2 separate regions of the Homo sapiens genome follow, and region 1 is linked to region 2. A link is a loop called in an ENCODE intact Hi-C map of the cell type or tissue named here. Cell type or tissue: ascending aorta. All regions are shown on one strand. Each heading gives the region's core, and the rest is flanking DNA. Links, peaks and the distances in the headings are about the cores only.

Region 1 (16,293 bases), core at 4,991-12,990, 92 kb after region 2:
TGGACTTTACCTTGAGCCTGGCTGCCCCCTGGGAGGGCTGGTTCTCTGGACTAGGTCCATCTGACATTACTCCCTCATATGTGGACAGGGACACTGAGGTCCAGGGACATCCACCAGCTAGTAAGCATAGAGACTGGGCTTGTAGCCTCGCATTCTGAGAAGTTTCGCTGCTCCTACCAAACCATGAGCCAGTACCATGATTCCATAAAGCAAGCCTGAGGGACTTACCTTATGCTCCAAGGTTAAAGTATAAGTCTCTCCCTTGGAAGCAGAGTCTTCTGCCTACTGGAAAAACAGAGAAGAGGGCAGCTGGAGCCAGAAACGCAGAAGCAAGAGGGTCAGAGGTTTTCCCAGGTAGTACCAAGCCCCAGCTACACAGCGCAGCCCTCCAAAGCGCCTCCAGCCTCTGCTATTAGAGCTGTGTGGCCCAGGGCAAGTCACTTTGGCTCTCAGAGCCCTAGGCTCTGCAGCTATCAGGAGCTGAGGTGACAAAGGGGGTGGCTATTGAGTCAGGAGCCCTGGAAGGAACCGCTTCCGAGTTCTGGGAAGCAGCTTCCCTGGCATGGCCTGGTGATGGAGGTGTTTACATCCCTTGTCTATCTCCAGCTTGGTTCAAATCCACCTTTCAACAATTTACTACTGTGGTTGGGCACCAAAACAAAAGTGCTGTGGGTGCTGAGGACACCTGCAAAGACGACTTTCACGAAGCCTTGGTAAGGGGTAACAGCATGAGGGCACGCAAACAGCATCTCAGGACTGCCTGCTCCGATACTTTGGTTCTGGTGTTTGCTAGAAAGTTCTTCTCAGCTGGGTGCCGTGACTCACACCTGTAATCCCCAGCACTTTGAAAGGCCAAGGCAGGCAGATCGTTTCAGATCAGGAGTTCGAGACCTGCCTGGGCAACATGGCAAAACCCTGTCTCTACTAAAAATACAAAAAGTTAGCCCGGCATGTTGGTGCGCATCTGTGGTCCCAGCTGCTCGGGGGGCTAGGGTAGGAGGATTGCTTGAACCCGGGAGGCGGAGGGTGCAGTGAGCTGAGACTGTGCCACTGCACTCCAGCCTGGGTGACAGAATGAGACCCTGTCTCAAAAAAAGAAAAAGAAAGAAAAAAAAGTCTTCTCATGACCCTGGGATTGTGGAAGTCTCATTTGTGCCCCATCCTTCTCCCTGGGTGGCAGTCATGAGGATCTCACCAGACATTTTTGAAAACATACTGAGATAAAATGAGGCCACACAGGAGGGTGAATTTTTTAATGGATTCCAAGAATTAGGGTCGCAATGATGCCCTGTCATTTAAGGTTCTAAGCCTGGCCCCAGGATAGGACACACCGTCATCCTTATGGGCCCACTTTTGGGGTCCCAGAGCCCGTTCTCCCTAAGGCCTGCCTGTGCTTCTCCTCAGACACAGCCTCAGGCTGCCCTGTGAACACCAGGGTGCTGCTGCACTGGGCTCTGCACTTTTAGGACAGGTTTGGGGCTGGATGGGATTACTCCTGGTGCACCCTGTTTGAGACAGCCTCTTCCTGATGTTGCCCCCCTGTGGAAGGCATCTTCCCCTACTTTATTCAAGATGGCAACAGCTGTCATTTCTCCAGCCATTCCCTTAAAGGGACGCGCAGGGGACGAGATTTAAAGGCATGAATTTTTCCTGAGCACCTAACTCTTGCCAGGCACCAACAAAAAGCACTTTGTGCCTATCATCTCACCCTTAAATGTATCTTCCCAGAGCAGTACGACTATCTCCAAGCTTTGTTCAAGGAAAGAGGCTCAGAGATGTCAGGGAACTTTCCCAAGGCCACACAGCCAGGCAGAAGTGGCACTGGGATGCAAACCCAGGTCAATCTGCTGCCAAAGCTCTTTTCACCCATCAGCACCTCCCACAGTGGTGACCCCTGGACCTGCCCAGGGAGGGGTTCAGTGGGCAGAGGGAGAGGGTGAAGAGGGAGCTAGCTGGGCCTGGGAAGGGTCTAGAATTCTAACTGGCAGCCAGACTCTAAATCCCAACCATTTTTCCAGGGAATAGACTGATGCAGTAGAGTCTTGCGGTGGGGCATGGAGGGGAGTGTGGATGACACCCAAACCTACTCTGTGATGATGGCAGAAGGCATGAAGGCCCCTCCCCACTCATGACGCCCCAGCAGGCGGCTTCGAAGGCCTCACGCTGCTCAGACAGGGGCGTGGGGGGTACACCTCCAGCAGCTGGGCTCATGACCATGCCTTCAGTGCAGAGTCTGAGATTGGAAATCACTGTTAGAAGAGTACAAAGAAGAAAACCACAAAGACTTGGCTGATGGGGTCGTAAGGCCACAGGAAATGGAACAGAACTACAGCCTGCCAGAGCAGGAAGGAACCTTCTAGATGAGCTGGGTCAGTGTTTTCAGACCACGGAGTGTGGCTCATCAACGGGCTGTACAATCAGTTTGGGGGCCATGGTCAGCATTTTTAAACAATATACAATGGAACACAAAACATCAGAGTAAACATATGCCATACAGTACATACAGTATTGTTTCATGAAGCTTTAGTTTTAGTGTGTGTGCGTGTGTGCATGTGTGTGTGTGTGTGAAAACTTTTTTTCTTTTTTACCATGGGTTGTGGTCAAAGGAGCTAAAAACAATTTTTAAGTTGGTTTGTATTAGTCCATTTTGCATAGCTATAAAGGACTACCTGAGACTGAGTAATGTGTACAGAAAAGAGGTTCTGTATACAATTCCGCAGGCTGTACAAGCACAGCACTAGCATCTGCTTGGCTCTGGTGAAGCCTCAGGAAGCTTTTATTCATGGTAGAAAGTGAAGCAGGATCAGGCATATATCACACAGTGACAGAGGGAGCAAGAGCGATACCTGGCTGTTTTAATTAACCAGTTCTAGCGTGAAATAACAGAGCAAGAACTCACTCATTACCATGGGGAGGGCACCAAGCCATTCATGAGGGATCCACCCCCATGATCCAAACACCTCCCACCAGGCCCGGTCCAACACTGGGAGTCACATTTCAACATGAGATCTGGAGGGGACAAATATTCAAACCATATCATGGCTCAACCCCTACATTTTACAGATGGGAAAACTGAGACCAAGGGCAGGAAGAGGCTTTTCCCAGGAGCCAGAGGCAGGACAAAGATCCAGAGTGTTCTATGCCAGGACACAGGCCAGGTTTCTTACTGTCTTTCTGGACACTAACCACCTTGCCAGGCCTTACCCCAGGCTAGAGGGGAAGAATCCAGGGCTTCACAGGGGCTGGGGGCCAGGTGGGAATCCGGCCCTGCCTCTGACTGCTGGGACAGACACTCTCGGGAGTGCCTTCCTCTCAGGGCTGCTCCTTCTCTGTTGCTTTCTCTGCGTTTCCTCTTCCCACCAACAGTCAGAATGGCTCAGATTGAGGTCCCTCTCTGCCCTCCCTTCCACCCTCCTCCTCAGTCTCTCTTGGTCAGGCTGGGTCCTCCCTTTCCCCAAGTCCTTGCTCTCAACACGTCTACACAGACGTTGCTCCATGGCTGTAAGACCTGCCCAAAGCCCACACAAGAGGCCAGGTACGGTGGTTCACACCTGTAATCCCAGCACTCTGGGAGGCCTGAGGAGGGAGGATCACTTGAGGCCAGGAGTTTGAAACCAGCCTGAGCCATGTAGCAAGACCTCATCTCTACAAAAAATTTAAAAATTAGCGGTCGGGCATGGTGGCTCATGCCTGTAATCCTAGCATTTTGGGAAGCCAAGGTGGGTGGATCACCTGAGGTCAGGAGTTCTAGACCAGCCTGGCCAACATGGCGAAACCCCATCTCTACTAAAAATACAAAAATGAGCCGGGCGTGGTGGCAGGTGCCTGTAATCCCAGCTACTCAAGACGCTGAGGGAGGAGAATTGCTTGAACCCAGGGGCAGAGTTTACAGTGGGCCAAGATCGTGCCACTTCACTCCAGTCTGGGCAAAAGAGTGAAACTCCATCTCAAAATAAAGTAAAATAAATAAATAAATAAATGTTAAAAATTAGCTGCGCATGATGGCATGTGCCTATAGTCCCAGCTACTTAGGAGGCTGAGGTAGGAGGATCATTTGAGCTTAGGAGATTAAGGCTGCAGTGAGCCATGACTGTGCCAATGACTCCAGCCTGGGTAACAAAGGAAGACCCTGTCTCAAAACAAAAGCAAAAAACAACAACAAAAATCAAGGCCACACAAGCTCTTTCCTTCGCATTCACACACTATTTCATAAGAATAGCTGCCGGTACTGAGACGGATACATTTTGTCTCTCTCAATTGAACAACTCTGTTTTATAGAAGATGGGGAAACTCAGGCTAAGAATTTGCCAAAGGCCATGTAGCAGTCAGTGGAGGAGCTGGAACTAGAACCAGGTCTACTGGACTAAAATTGCCACCACAGCACCATCCTGCCTGGCTGGTTGCTGGCAGTCTTTCCTCTGAAGCATCTTGGATTGGGCTGGGATGAGCAACAGCCAGCATGGGGGCAGTGGCTGCCTCTCCTACCTTGTGTTGCAATGAGGAGAGGAACGCTCCATTCCCAAGAGGGAAGAATATCGGAAAGGCAGCTTCCATCCTTTTCCCAGCCTCCCTAACTCTCTTTCCCGAGAGCGGAGGAATGACTTATAAGCAGCTTGGGAGAAGGAGCTGAGCTGGGGGCATAGGGAATCTGGCCCTTTCCTGGCCACTCTGAGCTGCTTGTCTACAGAGAGTGCCCGCTGCCCAGCTCCTGCGTCCTCCATGGGGAAGGGCCAGCATCCACCTTTGAGAAGCACACCTGGAGGCCCACCTCCTCCGCTCCCCACTCGCAGGCTCACCAAGGGAGGCAGCGATCCTCCTGGCGGCTGGCAGAGACCGGGCCTGCAGCACAGACTGTTTCCTCGGATGGGGTACCCTGAGGCCTTGATAGGGTGAAGGCATATCAAGAAGTCTGACTGTGGTCATGGAGGTAAGCCAAGGTCTCCCGGCCTTATCAGTAATAACCTTGATATGCTGACCTCGTAGCTGAGTCCTGTGTCTGTTTTTCTGTTGTTTCAGCACTCATGGGAAGAAGGGGTGTTACCAGCACTAGAAAATCCGACATCTTTTCTTTTCACCATTCCTAGAGGTGTCCCCCAGGCCACATGTGCAGCCTCAAACTTGGACTCCTGCAGTCTCTCTCCCAGGTCTTCTCACCTCTGCCCAAGCCAGCTCCTACGCCTGATGTGGGCCCATCTTCCTCCCCCACCGTCTCCCCTCCAGCTCAACATAAGCTACCAAGGGGTCCCTCCCTGCTCATCAGCCTTTCAGCTGTCACTTAACAGGGTGCTCCTGCCCATTCTCCAAGTGCCTCCTCCAACAGGCAGACTTCCCTGGCCACCACCTCATATTCTGCCAGCTCTAAGACTCATCATCAGGACCCCTTGTTCCACTTTCACCTTATTATTGATGTTTTCCAAGTGTGTGTCTTGTTTTCTCAACAAATTACACACAGTATAATACCACCACCCATACTGGCTGAGATGTCCTGAGTTCTTGCTTACTCTGTGCCAGGCACAGGACAGCTTCTTCTCTGAGGAGGGAAATGGTATAAAAGACTAAGCATAGGGCCCAGCACACAGTCAGTGCTCAAGCAGGGCAGGAGTTTCTCAGATCTGCTCAAACACCACTGGCAGGTGGATAAATTGGTGTACTCTTTCTGGAAAGCCATTTCCATTATGTATTCAAAGCCTTAAAATATGCATAGCCTTCCGGATCTGGGCCAGCGACCCCACTTTTAGGAATTTATTCTAAGAAACAATCAGAGATGTACTCAAAGGTTTAGCTACAGGACTGCACCCAGCCACACCAGTGGAAGAGCTGTGCCTCCGTTTAACTGTAAAATGGAGATAAAAATAGTGCCTAGTCTATGGGCTGCTGTGAGGATTCATAAATCAGGCACTGATTATATGTAAAGCAATGAATGCAGTGCCTAGTACATATTGCAGCTTTTCAAAAGTGTTACCTGCTCTTTTTATTATTTGAATTGAAGTCTGAATGAAGTCAAAGCCCGAATGGGCTCCCTACCTCCCTCCCTCCATTCTCGTGATTTCCAAAACCAACAAAAGGGTTACTAATATCAAAAACAGCATCAACACCAACCACCATCTAAATCCAACACAAAGGAACTGGTTAAATAACAATACAACTGTATATAACACTATGCAGCCACTCAAGATGATGTCATAGAACAAGAATTAATGGCAGGCACCAATGTACCTAAGTAGAAAAAGGCCCCAAAACTATTAGTTCAGTAAGATGGTAATTTTTTCTTTTAAAAAGCACATAAATGTGTAGAAAAAATATATATACTGCAAATTGTGAAAAGCTGGCCGGGCTCAGTGGCTCACGCCTGTAGTCCCAGCACTCTGGGAGGCCGATGGGGGGCGGATCGCTTGAGCCCAGGAGTTCCAGACCAGGCTGGGCTACATGGCAAGACCGTCTACAACAAATTCTGAAATTAGCCAGGTGTGGTGGGGTGCACCTGTAGTCCCAGCTACTCAGGAGGCTGAGGTTGGAGGATCACCTGAGCCCGGGGAGGTCAAGGCTGCAGTGAGCCATGATTGCACCACTGCCCTCCAACCTGGGCAAAAGAGTGAGACCCTGTCTTACACAAACACACACACACCAATGTAAAGAGTTGCCATGTCTAGCTTGTGAAGTTACAAACGCTTTCTCTTTTTATCTTTCTTTTTAATTTCTTGCAAAGAACACAAACCTCTTTTGTAGTAAGGAGAAAAAACTAATTTTGCCAAGGAAAATAGAAGCCACATGGGTTTACTTCTATCTGTAATGGAAGGCACTGTGTCTTCCTTTCACGTATCCCTCACCGCATCTGACCCACAATCTCTGGATATAAAAGCCCTGGTCTTGAACAGAATTCCAGCCTGGTAATCTTGTTTACTCTTGCAGGCCAAGGCGTTCTGTACAGAGTTTGAAAGTGGCCTGCAAGAACGAGAAAACAATACAGTCCTGTGGGGGTGCATCTGAGCCTGGTCGGCGACCCTTGCCAGGCTAGGAAACGTCAAGAACTGACCCCAAGGGGACAAGGCACTGGAATCCTGGAATCTGTCCAGGGATAGTGCATTAGGAAACCAATTACCTGGGGAGCATGTGGTGGGGCCGCCGAGAGTGAGCAGAGCATCAACGCAAGGCCACTTTGGCATCTGGGAGCTCTCTTCAGTTTGGCCTAAAGAACTTCCAGAGGGGGACTTAAGTGCAGCTGGATCTTAATATGATCAGCTCCACTCGCACACAATTTTCATTTTGGCCATTCTCCAGAAAGCCTCTGCCCAACCCCACTCCCCAACCCTTGCTGACTGCAACAGACACGAGGGCACCAGGGGAGCCTGCCAAGGGGAAAGGCAGGGTCACAGGGCCATCCGTCAGCCACAGAAGGACCGCCCACCCAGCATAAGGATTAAGGTTGGGGTTAGCAGGGCATGTGAAATGGTGCACTTAAAAAATCATATTACTAAGTGGGTTACTGTCAGGCACTATATGCATGGTCTCAAGCCTCACAGGACCGCCAAGAGGGGGCTGCTTCTGAGTCCATTTCACGGTGGAGGAAACAGGCTTGGAGGCTGACTGGTCTGAGGTGACTCAGCTAGAAAGGGCAGAGCTGGGATTCAACCCTGGGTCCACCTGACTGAAGCCTAGGCTCCTTCCACCTCTCCCCACAGGGCTCAGACAGTCATTCCGGCAGATGTGGAGGCTAGGGTAGGGGTGGGGTGTCAGAGCTGCTCCCCAGTTCTACCCTTGCAGGCAGTACTGTGACCGTAAGAGGGAGCATGTACCCCCTTGCAAAAGCGAACGGGGCCAGTCTTGTCTGAAATTGTCCAGCTAATTCCCCTCATCGGTTGGTGCAGAGCTCAGCTGGCACTAGATTCAGGAGGACGACGCTACCTCAAGCTGCAGCAGGGATCCTTGCCACATATCCAGCCACCTGGCTGGTGCAGCGTGGAGACGATCAATACCACTCCTTGGAGGGCTGTCCCAGTAGGCACCGTGACCTTCTGGGGCTGCTTGTTTCCCATGTTCCCTCTTGTCACCAGGCCTCTCAGAGTGGCAGAAAGAACACTGGCCTAAGCATTTGATAGGGACTACTCTCAAGTAGTCCCCTACCGACACCCCACAGGGCTTTAGGGAGTCAAAGGGCAGTATGTGCACGGGAGTTCACCAGCTCTCCTCTCTGCACCCCTCCTCCCAGCAGAGAAGCCTGGAGGAGGGCACAGCTGGGCAGGCTAGGGGAGCAAGAAGCCACACATTCATGCCTCCCCTCTTGATTTTTACCTTCAGGCCAGCTGTCCTCCTTTCCCTCTCACTCCAGGTGAATGGAGGCTGAAAGTCTGAGAGAAAGAGAGAGAAAGCTGGGAAGAAACTGGTGGCTAGTCCCTTGACATGTTTTCAGAGGAAACATTCCAGGAAACAACCCGAAGGAGACACTTCTGTGGGGCTCCCCTCCTCTCTCTGACTTTCCTAAGTTCTGCCCATTTGAACGGCCCCATGGAATCCTTCCTCCAGCTATTCCACATTCTCCAGGCCTGCAGGAGCCCTGATTGCAGAATCCGCCTTTGGTGGGTTCACCCCTAGGGGGCCCCGTGGCCATCCTCCAAGTGCGGACTGGTGGCGAGGCTGGTGTCCTGACCGAACCCCCAGGCAGGTGGCTCAGACTCAGGCAGCGATGACCCAGCTGGCCTCCCAGGGTGCGAGGGGCCTGGGTGCCTTCCTGCGAGGTGGCCCTTCTGGCTCCGCCTCTTGTGCCGCAGGAACGGGTTTGGCCACACATAGCCTGGAGGCTGCGGGGCTAGCACTGGGTTCCCGGCCTCCGGCCTCCGGCCTCCAGGTCCCTGTCCCACTCGCCTGCCCCCGTCCTTCCTGCGGGGAGCAGCACCTCACAACACGGTCACAAGGCCCTCAGGCGCCCACCGCCTCCTCCCACTACCTGGCCAGTGGTGAGCTCCCGCTGGGGCTCCCAGAAAAAGGCACAGGAGGCTCTGGCTGCAGCGCTCCTACCACCCAGGCTGCCGGCCCCAGGGCCAGGGCTGGGGGACGGGAGGTCCCACAGGCCACAGCAGCAGGCACGGCTGGGCTAGCCCTCCAGGGCTGTCTCTCCCAGACCACTGCGGACACCAGATCCCAGATCTGATAAATCCTCTGGGTACTTCAGTTTCCTCAGGTGTTTAGAAAAAACAAAAACAGCCATAGGATTTCTTTTAGGAATAAATCAGATTATGGATGCTGTGGTCCCAAGGGAGTAGTTACTCTGTAAGCTCCCTCCCCACTTTCCCCTTTCCTTCCCTTTCAGATACCAGAATTTGCATCCAGAGCTAAAAGTCAGTGGGCTCAGCCAGAGCAGTGAAGGCGTGTCCACATTCCTGGAGGCCACATGAGAATAGGGACTGTCCTTGTGCTGAGAGAGCGTGACATCACTGCTCCTATGAGGGGGAGTGATGGCACAGAAATCATCCTAACAGCGTCGTACACACAGGCCTCTGCCAGCTCCAAGCAGGCTCATTTGAGAAAACAGCCTTCTTGGTAGTGCTGGCTACGAAGCTACAGCCTAATTTATCCTGTTTTCCTCCACTGTGCTCTGACACTGCCTCCTCTTCCCGCTCCAGCTTAAACACTAACAGACAGCTCAGCCCAACATGGGGCTCTATTCACAGGCTGGGGAAGGCTTTTATAAATGGAGGCACATCAGCTTTAGACCAGCTGGAAAAGGCACCATTAGTCACTGTAGTAAATAAACACTGAAGTCATTTCCCTATTGACACCCAGATGCAGGAATCACATCTAAGAATGGATTCAAGCAGCACCAGTCTGACAAGGGTCTCACATGCGTGTTCCTTCCAAACAGAAAATGGGGTTGGGAAAGAGGGCAGTTGTAGACCAGGTCCCTCTGAGGAGAGCGTGTGGGTGGAATCATGTATAAGTAAAGTTTTAAATAAACAGAATGCATCACTATGGAAACATTCAGCTTTACCAAAGCCACCATTAAAAAAAATAATCAAGACTTAAGATTCAACACTACAAGTGTTTATGACCAGAAAAGGCAAAGTGGGTCTTAGATATTCTGCAGCCAAGTAATAGCTGCCAGAACTCAAAGAAGAAATATTCCCAGCAGGGCAGGAACCCGTCGTTTGTCAAGACTTTCTCTGAAACCCTCCAACTGGAGCATTCAGCGCACTGCAGGGCCTACTTAACTCTTTCAGCATTGCAATGACACAATTCAGGAGACGGCTCTATAGTGACTGTGTCCAGACAGACCTGCCACGCACTAGGGCAGGATCACATCAGCCACAGAGGCAGAGAGTGGGTGCCACAAGGAAAGGGCAGGTTTATTAGCTGTGACTCAAACTTATCAGGAATTGTCAATGCCACCCGAGCTAGTGGGTTAATGATGGATCAATGTGGATCCTGATTTCAACACTGGGGATGCAATCTGGTGCTAAGTGTGTGTTCCAACCCATGTTTGAAGCAAGTTGCCTGTTATAAAGAAGACATTTTTAGTGTGGAGCCTGATGTTTCTTTGGGCTGCTGACTGGAGTAATGGTGTTGGTAAGTATTGTGAAAAAGCCTGCTATGAGTTTGGGTGTCATTCAGGGTCCCCAAGTGTATTCACAGGTAAGAATGAGGTGAGAAAGGACCACCGGGGAAAACTTATCTGTCTCTAAAAGTTTCATATCTCTGAAGGTGGATATGGTCAGGAAACACTTGCCAGAAAATCAAGGAAAGTTGGCTGAGAATTTGTCTAACTCACCAGAAGTTGGATTCTGTCCCCTCAAAAGGAGCTTCCCCAATGAAATGGGCAACTGCTAGTCCAGTCACCAGCAGTTTCTGGCTAGAGGATGCTGATGCTGATTAAGGAAAGATGAGATGCAGATGCCTGCCCTGATGAACAGGAAAGTCAGGGAACAAACAGGTGGCCTGTGGTCAGCTGTGACCAGCTCCACAGGAGCCAGCCCTGAGGCTCAGGCTCCCGGGAGTGCTCAGCAGACCATTTCGCCTACATTCAGCATGGCAAAGGGAAACCAAACAGGCCGAGAAACTAGCCTGCAGTCTGCAATCTGGTTCTGCCACTACAAGCCCTGTTAACTTACCTAACGTCTTGGAGATCAGTTTCCTAGCCTCTACAATGGGAATAGGACCTCTCTCTTGCAGCGCTGTGGGAAGGATAAGGGATTATGTATAAAAGCTCCTAGGACAGTGCCTGCTGAAGCTCAGAAGAAGGGCAGCAAAAACAAAACCGAAACCTGTTTTTCTTCATGCTACCGCTGTTATATTTGCTTCCTCAGCTTTACACGCGATGTAAGCAAAAACAGCTTCACCTCTAATTCCTAGTTCAGATCTAGCACCAGCAAAACAAAGCAACAGGCTGCTGCAGTCACTGAGGCACACTGCCCTTTGCCATGGTCTGGAATTCCTGTCCATGCCTACACCCTGTAGTTTTACTCTATGGCAAGTACCTACTTGCCATTTCAGAAGGGACATTATCTTAATGGTAAAGAAAAGGGCAGTTCTGGCATGTGGTATCTGGAGTGACAGCAAGAAAAACAAAACTGAAGATTTGCTGCTCTCAGACCAAGAAACCCAGGTGGTGGCCCACTCCATCTGCTGTAGAGTAGAAATGTTTCCCTGGAAGACATGGGTGTGACAAGTGAAGAGATCAAATGCACAGCTGCCACACGGGGAGATCATGACCCTCCATTAAGAAAGAGGGACGCTGGAAGACTTGGAACCATCTGCCAGTTCTTTCATTAGTAAGGAATGGAAGATAAATTTCCTAGTGTCATGCATCAAACTGATCACCAAAGCTGGCTGTATCACCTGGCCAGGTATTATTTGCATTAATAGGAGAACAGCTAAGCATTGAAAAGAGGCTTTATTTTATTCCTATGGTGATTTGAACCTCCCTCACAGGAAAGCTTGGTGTGGTGCTCAAATTTTAGAAAGTATTTCATATTTCTTAGAGAAACAAGCCGTGCTCATTTTTTGTTTGTTTGTTTTTTGTTTTTTAAAAGGGCAGGGGGACTACAATGCCAGGAGCCAGAGAGCTTGTCAGAGAACAGCCTGGCCAGGCATGGTGCTCCATCTGAGTGCCGAGTCAGAGCATGCCCAGCCTTTGGCATTTTCCTATGATCATGGACAGCATCAATCTTACAGCCTGGAATGGAAACAGGATAAAAAGCAAGAAGGCACTGTACCTTTCCCCCACTGGCAGACAGAGAAACTCTAACTCTCCCGCCCTATTTTCATCCATTTAAATTCATTTCCTTTCTCTCAGGTTTTCTGTATCTTGGTTTGGAATGAATCTGGTACACGGCTCCTGAGTCAAGAGGTCAAGAAGACACGTGGTTTTATGATGCAACAATGGGCAGCCACTCTGTTTTGTTTTGGGAACCTCAGTGACATCACAGACTAACCCTTGTACCTTGGGACCTTGTATGTAAGAAAACATTGAGTCAGAAGAGAGCGTTAGTCATAGGGCTACTGAAACACAAGGTGACGAGAACTATTAGGCAATTGAGTGCATTCCCTGCAGGGCTGCTCCCACTTCTATCTGACTTGGGTCTAGATGACTCAAGTGATTCCCGAGGGGAAAATAATCTATGTGGAACAGCTGTCATGAGCAGGCCTTCTGCTGCTCTTCAGCCTCAATTTCAGCCTGCTACTTCCCGTGACATCATTCAGTGATTCCTCCCTTTAAGGGGACAGTTTTCTCTTGTATTACAGGTGACTACTTGAAGGTGGCTAGACGAGAGCATACTGCCACCACTCTTTATTTGGAGGCCTGTAACCTGTCTTGAGTGTGTTGCAGGAAGACTCAGTTACAGTGTTCCCTGAATATGTAGCTTTCCATTACAATAGTATGCAAGCCAAGATGAAACCACCTCTGTTTGGGTTTCAGCAGCTGTCTGCCTACGGAAGGCTCCAGAGTCCCTGACGCATATTTATATCTCCACTTCACTGAAGTCACAAGGAACAAACACGTGAGATTTTCTTTTCCCCAGAGGCACAAGTCCATTGATATTTCTTCAAATGAAGGCGGGGCGTGTGGGGGGCGGGGGAGGGCAGGAGGAAAACTGCTTAGAACAAAATCATCCATGAGCACTGCCACATAGATTTTAATTTGCCTAAAGATGATAGCGATTTTGAGCTGTGGTTAGGGATAACTGTTCCCACAGTAGACCTATTACCAACATGAGTTGCTGGCTTTCATTTAATAGGACTCCAAGCTGGCAAACAAACCCCACCATCTTCCCAACAGCCACATCATGAGATCTAGCAGCACCAGCCTCTTGAAGTGGCTTCTCAGTGGAAGGTTTGCTCCGTTTCAGTGAAGCTTCTCTCTCAAAGCTCTGACGTCACCAGGGTGCCCCTCGAGGGTCTGGATAGACTGTCCGAAAGGTCAGGTTCACTCTCGGTTCTCTAGAGTGGTATTCTTTGGGCACTCGATGCTAAATGGAAATACACATAACTCTGACATAAATACACACATACACACTTTTAGTTCAAAGCGACTTAAAACTTATTCATGAGAATGCAGAAATATTTCCATCTCATCCCCCTTAAATGAGTAGTAAGCTCTTTGAAGTCTTGTGGAGAAAGGTCCCTTCTTTGAAACAAATTTCCATCCCCAGCCCCACTGTGCTATGCCAGCACCTCTGAAGTGAGATATTTTCATCTTTTCTAATTGTTGCTGTTCCTCTCAGACACCTGCCATTTCCCAAATCTCATAAAACATATAAATGGATGAGACCAAAGAGAGGCATGAGATTCCATTCTTATGGTAAGTGTTTTGACATTAACATGTGCACCTTAGAAATGATCTGGCCTAAAAATGGCATGGCCTAGCTGCAGAGCTGTGTATTCCAATAAGATAGTCACTAGCTACCCTGAAGCTATTTAAATTTAAGTTAATTAAAATTAAATTAAAAACTCAGTTCTTTATAGCATGCAAGCCACATTTTAAGAAGTCAGTCATATGTGGCTAGTGACTACTACAATAGGCAGCACAGATACTGAACACTTTCATCATCACAGAAAGTTCTACCGGACACACTAGTGTCCACCTGGATTGTCAGTAGTAGCAAAACTCCTTGGAAAGAATGTCAGCTCATTCCCTCTTGCTCGTTGTAAAAGCAGCTTGCTTTTCACCATGTCTACTTAGAAATAGTCCTCAGAGTCAGGAAACTGCCTCCACATGAAAGCAGATTCATATTACTTGCAGATCCTCACCTGCCAGTCAGCTTGTGTCGCTCCTTCCATGATTAACAAGGTCCCATGATCCAAGGGTATCTTCACTCTTTCCACATATGTGTAGTCTCCATTCTCTTCCTAGAAAACAGCATTTGTTGTAATAAATGTTTTGCCTGTGTAATCAAGATGCAACAGAACCTGACAGAGGTCAAAAAAAAATGGAAACCTCTGCTCAGCCAGACTGTGGGAATCCATATATAGCTCTGTCATTTGGCAGCTGCTTGACTGTTGGCAAGTTACCTCATCTCTCTGTACCCTGACTTACTCATTTGTAAAATGGGGAGGATGACAGTGACTGCCACCTAGGGCTATGGTGAGCCTCCATTGATAGAATATGTGTAAATCCCTTGAAGATTGGCATGCAGTAAGTGCTAGCTATTAGTGTCATCATCATAATCCAAAATGCAGAAAAGCCCATTCTGGCCTAAGAAGGAAATAAAAGTCACCTGTACAAGAATTCTTTACATCTGACTGATGTTGTGCTCTACATTTTGACATACTCAGTGTGGGAAAAATGTCCTTTTAACCAAGATTTGATGCGATGACTTCCTTCACCTTTTCACAATGTATGCTAATTTACTAATTGGCACCTATAGTCTCAATTCTTCTCATGGCTACTATGGAGTTTTGGAGACATATTCCTGCCTCTTTCCAGAACAGACAACAGCAAGATTTTCTCAAAGGGAGCTCTGGCTTGACCAAAACAGTGCTGTCAAACTGAGATTGGCTGTTTACATCTTTGAGGATGGATCACGACTCCTGTACACTTAGGATACAAATGCTTTGTATTTACACAGAGAGCTCAAAAGCAATTTATGTCCAATATTCTCAGGAGTCTTCAGAGCATAAGCTGCAAAGCAATTAACTGGTAGTGTGGCTCCTCCACAGCTGAAAACCAGGAGCATTAAACAACTTCTGTGCTCACAGCAACAAAGAGCATGTCAAGTGCTGAGACTGGGACAGATCTGAGCTTCCTGATTTCTTCACCTCCATTCTGGGCAGAACTGATGGGTCTATTCATTCATCTGCTTCACTTCCGGTAGAAAGGGTTACATTTGGGTTACTGCAGGATTGATTTCAGTGCAAACTGTGTTTATGTTTATTACTGTATGGGTGCTTCTGAGAACTTAACTGTTTACAAAGATTTTCCCTAGGAAAATCAAAATCAAAACAATCATGAACTTGCATAAACAGTCTAAGTTCCAGGCCCCAACTTTTGGCAGTAACTTTGTCAAGCATAGTCATAATTTTTATAGACAGAAGATAGAAGCAATGTTTAAAATAACTTTGGTTTCAGTGATTGATTTTAATTGTGTCTGCCACCTTTTCTCTTCCAGTAATAAGTGGGCACCAAAACATTTACCTTTGACCCCTCAGACAACCAGAGGGCAGTGGGAAGGTGACCCTGCCCTCACTGCAGCCCAGCTCCATCTCAGAAAAGCAAAACGCTGCTCTGATTTAAAAAAAAAATCCAGACAGAGGAGACACATGGTCCTACTGGGGAAAAGATATCCGGAGGGAGTGCACTGACCATGAGATTAGACAGTCCAAGGCTCCTTAATTTAGGCTGTATAGTCAGCTATCAGATCAAGGTTCAACACAGCTAGAAGCAGAAGAATTTCTGCTACCCTCTACATAATCAGAGAGTGCAACATGGGCTTAATCTACAAATCAAGTACAGACACTAAGGAGAATAAAATAAAGTAGAAAGGAAAGACACTTAACCACAACATGAAGGCAATTCTGAGATGAAGATCTCCTAGAACATTAAAAACACTGTTGGGGAGAAGGAGGTGCTAGATCAGTGGAAGAGAATAGGTAAACACTATAGTTCCACCTGGAAACATGAAGCAGGAATCCACCTCACAAGTGAAAGAGAATTCCGAAATGTATCAGCACTGATGGAAAGTGATGTTCAATGATCACATTTCACATACTGTTCCTAAGATCTGAACTTTTCAAATGAGAGAAAGTCTCAGGTTGGTTTTGAACACATTACATTCAACATAACCATTAGCCATACCAAAAAGCAGA
Region 2 (16,293 bases), core at 3,705-11,704:
CACAATCTACTTTATTGAGTCCACTGATTCAAATGCTAATCTCATCCAGAGACACCCTCACGGACACACTGAGAAATAATGTATAATCTGTATACCCATTGCCCCAGTCAAATTGACACACAGAGTTAACCATCACAATAACAACAGAAAATTCAGGAAATCCACACATATGTGGAAATTAAACAACACACTCTTCAATAACCACTGGATTAAATAATAAATTACAGGGGAAAGTAGAAATGATCTGAGATTAATAAAAGTGAAAACACAACATACCAAACTTATGAGAGACCACTAAATTAGTACTTAGAGGAAAATTTATAACTATAAACATTTATATTTTTAAAAAAGAAAGCTCTCAAATAAATAACCTAACTTTCCACCTTCAGAAATTAGAAAATTAAAACCAAACTTCATCCACAGCAAGCCAGAGGAAGGAAATAATAAAAACTGCAGCAGAAATAGAGAATAGAAAAAAAAAAACAGATAAAATCAACAAAACTAAAAGTTGGTTCTTTGAAAAGATAATGAATTGACAAACCTTTAGCTAGACTGACCAAGAAAAAAGAAAGAAAAAATTCGAGTTACAAAAATCAGAAATGAAAGAGGAGGACATGAGTACCAATCATACAGAAATAAAAAGGATCATAAGCGAATACCAGAAACCACATACGCCAAAAGATTAGATAACTTAAATGGAAAAATTTCTAGAAAGACACAAACTACTCAAATTAAATCAAGAAGAAATAGAAGATCTAGGTCGGGTGTGGTGGCTCATGCCTATAATCGCAACACTTTAGGAGGCTGAGGCAGGTGGATTGCTTGAGCCCGGGAGTTCAAGACAAGCCTAGGCAACATGGCAAAACTCTGCCTCTACTAAAAGTATAAAAAAGTAGCTGAGCATGGTGGTGTGCACCTGTAGTCCCAGCTACTTGGGAGGCTGAGGTGGGAGGATCACCTGAGCCCAGAAAGTCTGCAGTGAGCTGCAGTGAGCCATGATGGTGCCACTGCACTCCAGCCTGGCCAACGAGAGTGAGACTCTTTCTCGAAAAAAAAAAAAAAAAAAAAAGAAGAAGAAGAAATAGAAAATCTGAATGGACCTATAATAAATAAAGAGATTGAATTAGTAACCAGAAAACTTCCCATAAAGAAAAGCATAGGCCCAAAATTCTTCACTGGTGAATTCTACTAAACATTTAAAGAAGAATCAACACAAACTCTTCCAAAAACAGAAAAGGAGGGAACACTTTTCAACTCATTTCATAAGGCTTGAATTACCCTGATATCATAGCCAGACAAAGCGATCACAAGAAAACTACAGACCAATACCTCGTATGAATATAGACACAAAAATCCTCAACAAAATACTTGCAAACTTAATGAAGCAACAAATAAAAATAGGATAAAACACCACAACCAAGTGGGATTTATTCCAGGAGCGCAAGATTGTGTTAACATCCAAAAATCAATCAATGTAAGCCAGAGCAATCAGACAAGAAAAGGAAATAAAGTGCACTCAAATGAGTAAAGAGGAAATCAAACTGCCTCTATTCACCAATGATATGATCGTATGCCTAGAAAACCCTAAAGACTCATCCAAAAAGATCATAGATCTGATAAATGAATTCCGTAAAGTTTCAAGATACAAAATCAATGTACACAAATCGGTAGCACTGCTATATACCAACAGCAATCAAGCAGAGAATCAAATCAAGAACTCAACCTGTTTTACATAGCTGCAAAAAAATAAAATACATATGAATATATGTAACCAAGGAGGTAAAAGACCACCACAAGGAAAACTACAAAACACTGCTGAAAGAAATCATAGATGACACAAACAAATGGAAACACATTCCATGATCACAGATGGGTAGAATCAATATTGTGAAAATGACCATACTGCCAAAAGCAGTCTACAAATTCAATGCAATTCCCATCAAAATACCACCATCATTCTTCACAGAACTAGAAAAAACAACCCTAAACTTCATATGAAACCAAAAAAGAGCCCTCATAGCTACAGCAAAACTAAGCAAAAAAAAAAATCTGAAGGCATCACATTACCTGACTTCAAACTATACTATAAAGCTATAGTCACCAACACAGCATGGTACTGGTATAAAAATAGGCACATAAACCAATGGAACAGAAGAGAGAACCCAGAAATAAAGCCAAATACTTACAGCAAATTATCTTCAACAAAGCAAACAAAAACATAAGGTGAGGAAGGGACACCCTATTCAACAAATGGTCCTGGGATCATCAGCAAGCCACATGTAGACAAATGAAACTGGATCCTCATCTGTCACCTTATAAAAAAATCAACTCAAGGTGGATCAAAGACTTAAATCTAAGACCTGAAACCATAAAAATTCTAGAAGGTAGCATTGGAAAAACTCTTCTAGACACTGACTTAGGCAAAGAGTTCATGACCAAGAACCCAAAAGTAAATGCAACAAAAACAAAGATAAATAGATGAGACTTAATTAAACTAAAAAGCTTCTACACAGCAAAAGAAATAATCAGCAGAGTAAACAGAAATCCACAGAGGGGGAGAAAATTTTTGCAAACTATACATCCAACAAGGAACTAATATACAGAAGCTACAAGGAACTCAAACAAATCAGCAAGAAAAAGAACAAATAATCCCATCAAAAAGTGGACAAAGGACATGAATAGACAATTCTCAAAAGAAGATATACAAATGGCCAACAAACATGAAAAATGCTCAACATCACTAATTATCATGGAAATACAAATCAAAACCACAATGCAATACCGCCTAACTCCTGCAAGAATGGCCATAAATAAAAAATCAAAACATAATAGATGTTGGCATGGATGTGGTGAAAAGGGAACACTATTACACTGCTGGTGGGAATGTAAGCTAGTACAACCACTATGGGAAACAGTATGGAGATTCCTTAAAGAACTAAAACTAGAGCTACCATTTGATCCATCAATCCCACTACTGGAGGAAAAGAAGTCATTATATGAAAAAGACACTTGCACACACATGTTTATAGCAGCACAATTCACAATCGTAAAATACGGAACCAGCCTAAATGCCCATCAACCAACAACTAGATAAAGAAAATGTGATACATATACACACACCATGGAATACTACTCAGCCATAAAAAGGAATGAAATAATGGCATTTGCAGCAACCCAGATGTAGTTGGAAACCATCATTCTAAGTGAAGTAACTTAGGAATGAGAAACCAAACATTATATGTTCTCATTTGTAAGTGGGAGCTAAGCTATGAGGACATGAAGGCATAAGAATGATACAATGGACTTTGGGGAGTCAGGGGAAATGGTGGGAGGGGGGTGAGGAATAAAAGACTATGCATGGGTAAAGTGTACACTGCTAGGGTGATGGGTGCACCAAAATCTCAGAAATCACCACTAAAGAACTTATCCATGTAACTAGATACCACCTGTTCCCCCAAAAACTATTGAAATTAAAAAAGAAAAAAAATCAATATAATGTACCATATTAATAGGATAAAGGACAAAAACCATGTGATTATCTTCATAGGCACGGGAAAAACATTTGACAGAATCCAACACTCTTTCATGATAAAAACACACAAAGACACTAGGAATAGATTTCCTCAATCTAATAAAGGACATCTATGAAAAATCCACATTTATCATTCTTAATGGTGAAAGACTTAAAATTCTCCTTGTAATATCAAGAACAATAGAAGGATGTCTGCTCTCACCATTTCTATTCAACATTGTACTGGATAGTCTAGTCAAGACAAGTAAGAAAAAGAAATAAAAGGCATCCAGGCTGTGGAAAAAAAAGGAGTAAAACTATCTCTATTTGTAGATGATATGATCTTATATATAGAAAAGCCTAAGGAAGCTACAAATACACAAACTATACGAGCTAATAAACATGCAACAAGTTGCAGGATACAAGATCAAAATGTACTACAAAGCAACAGTAATCAAGACCATATGGTACTAGAATAAGGGTAGAAATACAGATCAGTGGAATAAAATTGAAAGTCCAGCTGTAAACCTTTACATTTATGGTCAATTGATTTTCAACAAGGGTGCCAAGATAATTCAGTGGGGGCAAAAATAGTTTTTTCCAACAAATAATGCTGAGACAAGTGGATATCCACATGCAAAAGGATGGAATTAGACCCCTACCTTATACCATGTGCAAAAATTAACTCCAGATGGATCAGAGGTCTAAATGTAAGAGTTAAACCAATAAAGCTCTTAGAGAAAAACATAGAAGTAGATTTTCGTGAGCTTGGATTAGGTAATGGTTTCTTAGATATGGCACTGAAAGTACAATTTACAAAAGAAAAATATATTTAAATTGAACTTCATCAACACTAGAAACTTCTGTGCTTCAAGGGACACTATCAAGAAAGTAAAAAGATAACTTTCAAAAGGGAGAAAAGATTTGCAAATCATATATCTGATAAAGGTCTAGTATTTAGAACATATAAAGAAATCTTACAGTTCAGTAATAACAAGACAAATAACCTAATTTTTAAATGGGCAAATGATTGGAATAGAGATTTTTCCAAATAATATATACAAATGTGCCAACAAGCCCATGAAAAATGTTCTCAAAAACCACAATTAGATACTACTTTATACTCACTAGGATGGCTAGAATAAAAATGACAGACAGTAACAAGTGTTGGCAAGGATGTGGAAAAATCAGAACCTTCATACGCTGCTGGTTGGATTGTAAAATGATGCAGCCACTTTGGAAAACAGGCAGTTCTTCTAAAAAGTTAAACACAGAGTTACTATATGACCCAACAATTCCACTGCTAGGTATATACGCAACAGAATTTGAAACATATGTGCAGGCAAACACTTGTACACATATGTTCATAACAATATTATTCATAATAGCCCCAACGTGGAAACAACTTAGTCCATCGACTGATGGATGATTAAACAAAGTGTGATATATCCATACAATGGAAAATGAGTACTGATTCATGCACCAACATGGATGAACCTTGAAAACATACATTAAGTGAGAAAAACCAGCCACAAAAGACCACACATTGTATTACTTCATTCATATGATATGCCTAGAAGAGTCAAATTCATACAGACAGAAAATGAATTAGTGGTTGCCAAGGGCTGGAAACAGAGAGGGGAATGGAGAATTAATGGGTATCAAATTTCTTTTTGGAGTGATGAGAATGTTTTGGAATTAGATAATTGCACAATTTTGTGAATATACCTTAAAATGCTGAATTGTATATTTTAAGGGGTGAATTTTTAATTTTCGTTTTATTTCCTTTTATTTTTAAGAAATGGGGTCTTAGTATGCTGTCCAGGCTGGTCTCAAACTCCTAGCCTCAAGTGATTCTCCTACCTTGGCCTCCCAATGTGCTGAGATTACAGGCATGAAAAAGGTGAATTTTATATGTGAATTATATCTCAGTAAAGCTACTTTATTTTAAAAATGAGTAATTATTACTATTATCATCCTGGACCCAAGTCTAGAAACCCATCTAGAATGGACCCTGAAAGGTCAAGGGTGCTGTTGCCCTCCACCAGGCACAAGGCCAAGGTCTCTCAATCTCTGGCTGCCCAGGTGAAGGGAAGAGGAAGTTGAGCCTGGGCTGTGTCCAAGTCTGCAGGAGAAACTTCTGCCCTGACTGAGCACCAACTATATTGCCTGTAGACTCATGGGTCAGGAGGGTAAGCCTGAGTGGGGCTGGGGCGAGTTGGGGCTCCTGCTATCAGTTCTGTGTCTGCACAGCTGGTGAGAGCAGGCAGAGGTCGAGACCGGCTGGCATAGACCTCCCTGCTGTGAGTTCACATCTCAGTCTGGCTGAGTCGTCTGCCTGGAGTTGTGATGCTCCCTGGGAAGCTCACCCTCTCTCAGATATCTGCATCTTTGGTCTCCTTAAGTACTGCCCAGGTGGCCAAGGGGTCTATCCACTGTGAAGTTCCTTCCCCCACTGGGGCTGGGGGACAGACAGACGCCCAAATACAGGGAGTGGCTCAAGGTCCCTGATGGGTGAGGAAAAGAACTCCAGTCCCCTGGATCCCTGGCTCCTGTGTACTTCACAAAGCATTTTTCCTAAAACAGTTCTCCCAGGAGACGCTGCTGGTTTCCTGGGAGCCATCCAAATTTATGATTTATGGAAAAATCATTACTGCTTGGCAATGGCTCATCTCCAGCCCAATGACAAGCTGCTTACTTCCACCCCTCTCTTCCCAGTGCCCAGTAGCTTCCAGGAACCACTCCACCCAGCCTTTCTCTCTCTCTCTCTCTCCCAGGGTCAGTCATCATAACATGGATCAATGATCAAGCCCAGGGTTACACAATTACTTTACATGTATGATCCACCTGAATGTCCTCCAAAACCCTGTACAGCAGGAGCTCTTATGATGCCCACTTTCAAGGAGTAAACCGAGGCATAGAGAGGTTATGTCAGTTGCCCAGGATCCCAGAAAGCACTGGAGGAAACATCTGAACCTGATGTCTGGCTGCACTCTTCTCATGAACACTTGAGCCATTCAGGAAATGAACAGAGCTGATTGCCCCCAAGCCTGGGAGAACACTAACCCCCATAGGCCAGGTGGACAAATGGGCCACCCAGGGGCTACTCTTGCCTGTTCCTGCAGACCTGGCAGACATCATTCCTCTATGCCAGCACTTTTTTCAGGGCTTTTGCATAAGGCCTTGCAGGTTGTACACAGGGAGTATAGTCACAGAGATCACAATGTGAATGCCCCTGGTGCCCCTGGAGTTGTGCAGTGCACAACCTACACAGCTGTATGTGTGAGCCCTGACTTTTCACCAGGCCTTGCATGGGACATCCTGCTCCCTTCTTCTAACCTAGTGAACTCTGCTCATCTTGCAAGGCCTGGCTCAAATTCTACCTCCTCCTGGAAGCCATCCTGGAACAGCCCAGGCCACCTTGCTGTCCCTTCCTCTGGACCCCCATAGACAAGTCCTTTCCATTGGGTATTGGGTGGCTGCTTCCATATGTGTGCCTGTGTGTATCTGAATGTCCTTGATGAGCTCTAGGAGGGCAGAGGCTGGTTTCAAAGTGACTTGTTTCTCCCACCTCACCTGACAGGGCTCTATAAATACTTGCTCATTGGCAGATCTTCAGATTATGAAACATGAGGCAAAAACTCCAGAAATGAATCAGAGATTCTCAGTGCTGGAGGGGTCTCTATAAGAGATCTATTTTATAAGTAGAGAAACTAAGGCTCTGAGAGGGAAGTTGTTTACCCAAAATCCCAAGGTCAGTGGGACCTCTGACACCATGTCCAGTGGTCTTTCTGTTAACTACCGCAGGCCTGGGTACTCGGCTGCTTCTCCCAAAGAAATGCCATAGCAGCTTTGCCTATGGAGTCCACATACTTGTCTGCTGGATTTCTTGGCAAGTCCCCTATCATGAAGTCCTGTATTTGGGGTATTGGAAAGGGCTTTCAAGGCTTGGTCCAACCACCCTTCAATTCCTGAGGACCACCCACCCTTTTCCCAGAGCTGGACCCCCAACCTGAACAGATACTATCTTTTTCTGGTTCTATTAAACCACCTATTTTTGAGTGATCAAGATACAGGGGCCTTGTTTCCCCAAAAAAACCTCAGGTCAGAGCAGCTCAGGGAGGATTTAGGACCCTTTCCAATCCTGTTGTAGTCTAGCTGAGCATCTCCAGAATATCTGCTCGCCCATTCCCCCTCCCCCAGCTCAGCTAGGACAGAAGCAGATGCTTCCCAAGGGACCTCCGTTGCTGGAATCCAACCACCTCCCAGGCCTGCCCACTGTGACTAAGCCGGCCAGCAATACTGCAGCAGCCACCACCCGGCAACCTGGGGTTTTTCCACTCCAGAAATGCTGCAGGATCTGTGTCCCTGACTGGCCCACCAGAGTAGCAGTTGGCTAAAATTGAGCCACCGGTACCAAAGTCTCATGTTCCTGGGGGCTCCAGGCCTGGCTTTATCAAGGCACAAAAAAGAAAGCCCCTATCAATGCTTGGAGGTCTTCATTGGTTGGAAGAAGTGTTTAGGGATGCTAGGGCCACATAGGAGAAAAAAATAGCAGGCTAGAGTAAGGGTCCCTTTTTCAACCCAAAGAAGAATATTTTTATTGGAGGAAGAATTGGAGCTTCTGCAATATGATCATAAATGACTAAAGGAAACAAAGAAATTAATATAATTTATTACTACATGCCAGGCATTTTCATTTCTTATGTTTCGCTTACTCCTCACAACTAAATTAGAAATTAGTGTGATTGCCCCATTTTACAGATATGAAAACTGAGGCTCAGAAAGCTTAAATACTGGTCCAAGGTCAGAGGACTAGGATTTGAATGCAGATCTATCTGATGACGCAGCCCAGGCTCTTTCTAGTACACCATCCTGCTGGGAATTAGCTCCAATGTTTAAGACAAACCTAGCCGCATTCTTATTGGAGAAGTATTTTTGCATGAGCTGGGTTGAGGATGGGCTTTAGGGTAGAAGCGAAACACCACTAGTCTGGCTCTTAGGAGGCTTTGGTGTGGGTTCTGCTCCCCACTCAAGGAGTAAAGTTGCTTCTTGTCTTGGGCCGGCGTCTTGTCTGCCTCTTTAGTGAAGCAGGAAGGACTCAGAGGTCTATATGATGCCTACACGATGCTAAGCTCCTATTTCTTCTCTCTGGTAGACGGCCCTGTCTCCCACTGGAGGAGAGTGGGTGGGAGGCAATGCAATGTCAGAGGCAAGAGCAGAGGCTTTGCAGCCAGGCCAATCTGAGTGTAAGTCCTGTAAGGATTTGAGCAACGTGCTTAACCCTCCCAGCCTCAGTTTCCCATCCTTAAAATGGGGCTAATCTTATTAGTAGATTTATTGTCTGGTGTATTGCAACCTTATAGTGTATTTGGGTGGAAAGCAGTGATATAATGCATGAATCATGCCTGCCAAAGGACTTGGTATGTAGTCAGCATTCAACACGTGTGCTCAGAAAAAAAGCCATTAGCTGGCCACTGAGTGTTTATGGAGCACCTACTCCATCACCAACTTGGTGAGATTATTTGCCCAGAGCAGTTTGTGCATGCCTGTGATTATGGCAGCTGATTGACAGTGCCATTGGCTCCTGGGTGCCCCTGCATGTGTATCATCACATCCCCGGGAGGAGGGGAGGGGGAAGGCAGTCAGGCCGCCACTGGCCCTGGGTTGAGGATGCTGAGGCCCACGAGATGTCTGTGATTCTTGGGATTGGAGCAGGAGCCCAGGCTCGGAGAGCGCTTTAGAGGCCCAGGCCCATACCTTTTTCTCTCACCAGGTGTCTCTCCACGGTGCCTCTGCTGTACTGCAGGACTCAATCTGGTGGGTCCTTCTCCCCTCCTACTCCTAGGGTCACTCAAATGTAGAGTCCAGACTTTCAGAGTAAGGCCCTGCCAGGGGCTGCCCTAGGGTCACCATCCTCCAAGATGGACCCTACGATCCCCTCTCCTGGTAGTGATACCCTTGTGCAGGCCCCTCCCACACTGTGCCAGGTTGGTCAGTGTGACCAATAGAATATGGTGGAAGTGGTGGTATGTCCCTTCTGAGATTAGGTGATAAAAGACAGTGGCACCTCTCTCTCTCTCTCTCTCTCTCTCTCTCTCTCTCTCTCTCTCTCTGGCTATCTCTCTCTGCCAGCTCATTGCTCTCGGGGAAGCCAGCTGCGATGTCATGATGACCCTCAGGCAGCCTATGGCCCACATGGCAGGGACTGAGGTCTCTGGCTGACAGCCGATGAGGCATCGCCGCCTGCCAAGGGCCACAGAGTGAGCCTGGAAGCCCAGTCCAGTTTTCAGATGACAGCAGCCCCTGCCCGCAGCTGGACCTCAAGGGGCCTCCTGTGAAGCCCTGAGCCAGGATCAGCAGCTCAGCCACTCTTGAAACCCTGGCCTTCAGAAACTGTGAGGCAGTAAGTGAAGTAAGCATTTGTGGTCTTAAGATGTAAGATGCGGTGTGGGGATATATGTTTCACAGCGGTATATAACTGGCACCTGCCCCCAACCCCACTGCTGGCAGCACTCCTGGGGGCCAAACAAAAAGAACCCTTATCTGCTGTTTCCCCTTCAGGAAGGCGCTGTGCTGCTTTGGGCCTCAGTTTCCTCAGCATCACGATTGGTGGCAATGAGGCCTTCTTCTCAAGTTTGAGATGAAGACCAACAGAAATGAGTTCAGAGCCCAGGTGGTTTCTGGGGCAGGAGGGCGCCTCTGCAGGCTGTGAAAACCCATCTGTCTGTTACCAACCCCGAAGCCTCTGTCCGCACAGCCCCAAATGCTACTTTTTACTTTTTACATTCAAGTCTTGCTGCAATCAAGGGTGACCAAGCAGTCCTGTTTTTTTGTTTTTGTTTTTGAATTAAACTAGGTTTGCAGGGTGGTGGTGAGTTGTAGAATCACTATATGCTCACAAAATAAAATGAAACAGCTCAAAAACCTATGAAATACGTAATATATTTTCATACCCTTCACTCCAAATTCTGTCTTACAGAGAAAACCATTATTAAGACGTGCTTGGCCAGGCGTGGTGGCTCGCGCCTGTAATCCCAGCACTTTGGGAGGCCGAGGCGGGTGGATCACCTGAGGTCAGGGGTTCGAGACCAGCCTGGCCAACATGGCAAGCGCCCCCCTCCACCCCCCATCTCTACTAAAAGTACAAAAATTAGCCAGGCATGGTGGTGGGCACCTGTAATCCAGGCTACTTGGGAGTCTGAGGCAGGAGAATCGCTTGAATCCAGGAGGCAGAGGTTGCAGCGAGCCGAGATTGCGCCACTGCACTCCAGCTCCAGCCTGGTGACAGGGCAAGATCTTGTCTCCAAAAAAAAGGAAAAAGAATTGCTTATGTTCTTTTACATACATAAGTTTCCTATGCATAGATAAGCAGATCCATTTATGCCTATTTTTAGCCCAAAAGTATGATAATATACACGCTGTTTTGCACTTTGCTTTTTCAGTGTATCTTGGACTTCTTTCTTTATATGCATATATAGACCTACCTCATTCTCTTTCCTTCAGTCATGTAACCATTATTTCTTGAGCACCTGCCATGTGCTAGACCCTGTTCATATATCACAGATTTAATGAGTATTTACCATGCTCCCGGCACTGGGCTAGCCCAGGGTTTCTCACCCTTGGCACTATTGATATTTAGGACCAGATTATTCTTTGTTGTTGAGAGGAGGTTAACCCAGTAAAGGACACCAAGAAGGAACGTTGTTGAGTTAGGAAGAAAATCAAGGGACTGTAATATGGAAAGAGCCACCTTACAGCTTTCATAACATTTCACCACATGGAGGGACCACAATGTATTAGGCCGTTTCCTTATTGTTGGACTTTAATTGTTCTGACTTTTTTGCTAGCATAAAAAACACTGCAATGAACATCTTTATATGTCTATCTCTGCACACAACTTCAAGTATATCCATGAGATAGATTCTTGGAAGATAATTTGGCACTATGAAGGGTATATGTCTTTAAATGTTTGACAGATATTGCTAAATTGCCCTGAAAAAAGTTAATCAAGGCTGGGTACAGTGGCTCACACCTATAATCCCAGCACGTTGGGTGGCAGAGGCAGGTGGATCACCTGAGGTCAGGAGTTCAAGACCAGCCTGGCCAACATGGTGAAACCCCGTTTCTACGAAAAATACAAAAATTTGCTGGACATGGTGGCGGGCACCTGTAATCCCAGCTACTCAGGAGGCTGAGGCAGGAGAATTGCTTGAACACGGGAGGCGGAGGTTGCAGTGAGCTGAGATCGTGCCATTGCATTCCCGCCTGGGCAAAAAGAGCGAAACTCTATCTCAAAAAAAAAAAAAAGTTAATCAAATTGATATTCCCAAGAAGAGTATATAAGAGAGCCTGTTTCTCCATACCTAGCCAGCATCAGGTCTTTCTGGAAGACTGAGCACAAAGTGGGCATAAATGGGAACCTCTATTGAGAGCCAAACACTAGCCCCACTGACCACAGCAGACCACTTCCTGGGCCATCACCTCCTTGAAGGAGTCCAGAGGATCATCCAGGAGAAGACTTTGGCAGGACGGACAGAAAAAAGGCTAGAAGGGAGGTTCTTCTCTTTCCTCCCACATCCCTCCTAGCATCAGCACATGAGTAATGATTCCCTCACATATGTACTCATTACACAAATACTTAGCAGTATTGGAGCAAGTATTCATTGCACAAATACTTCAAATAAGGCTCTAGGTTGGATGTATTTGTATTTTGATAGGTAATTGAACAGAATCCTCTCTTCCTCTTTTTCCTCTCACCAGGGAATGTTCTTTTAACTTCTCAACCATACACACACACACACGCCCCCACACATACTCAAACACACACCCAGGGTTTATCAGGGTCTCCACCACCCATATGTGAGCTCTGAACAGACCAGTATGTTCTTTCAGATGGACAGTCTTGAAACACTTCAGCATTTTTTTGGTTGGGGAGGAGAAAAACTGACTGCATATGTGCAAAAATTACTGATCTCTTTTTGAGGTTTATAACACCTTTATTCATTTATTCATTCACTGAACAAATATTTATTGAGCACCTCTCACAGATCAGGATAGGGAGACCGAGTAAGTGTCAGAATAGGTCTAACTTATGTGGACGTGTTTACAAAGCATTGGCCAAAATATGTTTCAAACTCCTTCTTCCATGCTTTGTGCTAAGTGCAGGGGACAGAATGATCAGCAAAAACAGACGCAGTCCCTCCACTTAAGGACATTATAATGAAATGGGGAAGGCAACCATTACTTAAACAAGCTCACTAATAAATCCATAGCTAGGACCACGATGAGTGCTGGGGAGAAGTACTGGAGCCAGCCATGGGGGTTTCTGGCCTCACTGGCTGGGGGTTGGGAGGTGGAGGTCAGGGAGGATGTACCTGTTGAGCAGATGTCCAGGTGGGAAATGAAGGTAGCATGGACTGAACAGGTAGCAGGGGAGATGGGAGACATACACAGATCTGAGACACCCTTAGGAACTAAACTCCCAGTGGGGCGAGGAGAGACAGATGTACGCTCTTGGGTTTCTGGCTCATGGTGAAATCTTTTCCAAAGGCTGGAAATATTGGAAGCGCCCCAGGTTACAGGCTCTAAATGCAATGCAATATTTTAACTTATTTGGACTTTTATGTCCCAGCTTTTCCATCATGCAATTTGCCTAACTTGAGTCACCCTCACTGACTAAGTATAGGGGTAACTTACAAGATGTTTACAAATTCTTGCTAAAATAGAGTGCAAATTCCTCAATCCTAGCTCTCACATCAGCAAGACCCGACTCAGTTATACACACTTGTTGCTCCTGCTTCCATTTCTCAATTTTCTTTGCCATTTTCCAGACCAGACAACTTCTCAGGAGGCCCAGGAAAGGGTTTTGAGTTTGGAGAACGAAGTAAATCAGTTGCTTCTAGCTATCAGCACCAGACCATGTACAATTCCATTTCAGAGTTTTGACTACCTGGGATTGGAGACTTCAGGGCACTGCCAGTGGGAAAATGTGAACATAGCAAAACCACTTAGCAGAAAGAGCTCAAGAGAGAGGGGAGATTTTTTTCTTCCATGTTATCCACTTGGGCATGAGAGGGGTCAATTCAAGTTTTGCCAGTCATATAAGTCCCCTCTGAAAAACCTGCATTAACTTGGACCATATGCCCACTTTATTTCAGGGATATTTGTCCCTCTATCTCCAGCACCTAGAGTAATGCCTGTACATAGTAAGTGTTCAGTAAATATTTGTTGCCTATATGAAGGAGACGATTTTTTTTTGAGACAGAGTTTCGCTCTTGTCACCAGGCTGGAGTGCAATGGTGCGATCTCGGCTCACTGCAACCTCCGCCTCCCAGATTCAAGCAATTCTCCTGCCTCAGCCTCCCGAGTAGCTGGGATTACAGGCATGTGCCACCATGCCTGGCTAATTTTGTATTTTTAGTAGAGACGGGGTTTCTCCATGTTGGTCAGGCTGGTCTCAAACTCCTGACCTCAGGTGATCCCCCCACCTTGGCCTCCCAAAATGCTGGGATTACAGGCATGAGCCATTGCACACAGCTGAGAGGTGACGTTTTTATCTCTCATTTAGATGTCAGTCCTCTTAGCCTAGTTCTTCCAACACCAAGCAGTTGTTTTGAGCAGGCATCTCTGGTCTCACATTTACCATCATTAATAAGAGAGAAGACTTTATCCCCAGGAGAAGCAGAGTAAGAAGAGGACTGGGGCTTGGGATGGCAACTTGTCCATTCAGAGTAACAAGGAAGCCTTTTCTATGGGCAGCCAGAGTCCTTTGATTCCAAGATGCACAATTGGTTCTCATTCTATTTGATATTATTTTATTTATTTACTTACTTGAGACAGGGTCCTGCCCTGTCACCCAGGCTAGAGTGCAGTGGTGCGATCACGGCTCACTGCAGCTTCAACCTCCTGGGCTCAAGCGATCCTCCTGACTCAGCCTCCCAAGTAGCTGGGACCACAGGTGCACACCACCATGCCCAGCAAATTTTTTATTTTTAGTAGAGACAGGGTCTCACTATGTCGCCGAGGCTGGTCTCAAACTCCTGGGTTCAAGCCATCCTCCTATCTTGGCCTCTCAAAGTGTTGGGATTATGGGCGTGAGCCACTGCGCCCGGCCCTGAGCACTTTTTATATGCAGCTTTTTCTTCTCCCCAGTTTTGTTTCAGACTCTGTGCTCTCTGGCATTTCTCTTCCAACTCTGCTAATCCTTCTACAAATCCTAGGCTAGGCCCAAGGAACTGACCTGGCAACAGTAGAACCCTCCTGTGTGGGTAGAGAAGGGGAGAAACTGAGTCACAACAAATCCTTTTTAGCAGCTGGGAGAAGCAAAGGCCTGGGAACCCTGATACCGCAATCGCTCCTATCCTGTTCAATAATGGTAGCTTCCATTTATGGAGCACTAGGCATTGTATTAAATTTTGTTTGTTTGTTTTGAGACAGGGTCTCCCGCTGTCACCCAGGCTGGAATGCAGTGCCATGATCACAGCTCACTGCACCCTCGACCTCCCAGACTCAAGTGATTCTCCCACCTCAGCGTCCCGGGTAGCTGGGACCACATTTACATGCCACCATGCCTGGCTAATTTTTTGTATTTTCAGTAGAGACAGGGTCTCGCCATGTTGCCCAGGCTGGTCTCAAACTCCTGGCCTCAGATGATCTGCACACCTTGGCCTCCCAAAGTGCTGGGATCACAGGCTCTGACATTTACCAGTGATATGACCTTGGACCTCAGTTTTCTTATCTGTAAACAGGGTTTAATACAAACACCTACTTCTGAGAGTTGTCAGGAGATGACATTACCTGATGCAGGTGATGTGCTCAGGCAGTGCCTGGCCCTTGGTAGGTGTTCAGCACATGTCACTAGGTGCCTCAGATTGTTTAAAGTGGCAAATCTATGAGACAGGTGTTATCATCGCTGCAGTGAAGAGGAACCTGAGGCCCAAAGAGGCAAAATAACTTGCCCAGGTTGACACAGTTCATATATAGAAAGACTATGCTTCGCGGTCATACAGCCGGTCCCAAGCCATCTTCTTAACCACTATGCTTACTGTCTCTATCAATCCCCTTTTACAGATTAGGAAAATGAGATTTGGATGAGTCCTGTTCACAACGACAGAAGAAGGACAGCCCCTGTGGGGCAGACCAGGTCTCCTGACATTGCTTTTTGCCCTGAGAGCCCTGGGAGGTCCCGGAGAGATAAACTACCCAGTGAGCAGAGACTCCTGCAGTCCAGGCACCAGCCCCGGACCACGCTGCCCACAGCTGATATGTCACCTCTCTTAGCTTTCTGCAATTTGGTCGCATCCCAGGGAAAAACTGTCACATTTTTGCAGTGGTCAGGGCCTCCCCAGCCCCTGCATCACCACCACCACCAAAAGCCATCTCTGAGCATCTGCTTGTGGCCTGGGGCAAGAGGCAGCCTTAGAAGGTGAATCATCCTGGGGAATGAAAATTACTTCTGAGATGCCCTCTGGGCACTGAAGTATTGGCATGTCCAGGTTGATGGGGACAATGACACAGAAGCCTGGATATTGAACTGGAGAATCAGCTGCCACATCCCCACACCAGGCTAGACCAGTGTGCACACTGGAAGAGATGGACCCTGTCTAAAGCAAGAACCCTCTTCCTGCACTCCAGTGCCTGAGCCACCTTGAGGGAGAGCTGCACCCTGTGTGCTGTTTTAGGAGTCGAGACGGGTCTCACTGCACCATCCAAACCACCCCCAACACTGTCTTATAACCAAAGGGATAAAAGTGAGCATGTACAGAGCACCTACTGTGTGC

The links. Peaks named below come from ENCODE experiments on the same cell type or tissue, not always from the same donor. Only the 100,000 strongest peaks of a DNase experiment are listed, where the experiment ranks them.
Region 1: it touches region 2 in a loop (4-fold over the local background); 2 of 110 quality-filtered maps call a loop at or near these places.

What each region holds. Positions count from the first base shown.
Region 1 is chr11:43,917,082-43,933,374 of GRCh38, reverse strand. It overlaps ALKBH3-AS1 (ALKBH3 antisense RNA 1), which reads left to right and starts at 12,431. Exons shown (of 6, transcript NR_038907.1): 1 at 12,431-12,501; 2 at 12,911-12,989; 3 at 13,713-13,789. It overlaps LOC124902663 (a long non-coding RNA gene), which reads left to right. Exons shown (of 3, transcript XR_007062657.1): 2 at 2,019-4,927; 3 at 5,017-6,324. It overlaps ALKBH3 (alkB homolog 3, alpha-ketoglutarate dependent dioxygenase), which reads right to left. Exons shown (of 10, transcript NM_139178.4): 9 at 14,239-14,337; 10 at 13,101-13,457. The coding sequence ends at 13,365. It also overlaps a transcript of ACCSL not described here. RefSeq lists enhancers at 4,789-5,290, 11,950-13,149. In ascending aorta, for the core only: a CTCF peak has its summit at 8,580 (motif pointing right); DNase peaks (open chromatin) are centred at 9,444, 9,794, 10,194, 12,454 and 3 weaker places; H3K4me3 peaks cover 2,112 bases; H3K27ac peaks cover 7,291 bases.
Region 2 is chr11:44,007,818-44,024,110 of GRCh38, reverse strand. It overlaps a transcript of ACCSL not described here. Among named protein-coding and RNA genes, the nearest start is that of ACCSL, 32 kb to the left of the region's middle. RefSeq lists an enhancer at 9,337-9,836. In ascending aorta, for the core only: no CTCF peak of the experiment used is centred there; DNase peaks (open chromatin) are centred at 6,130, 6,790, 7,770, 9,220 and 1 weaker place; H3K27ac peaks cover 7,597 bases.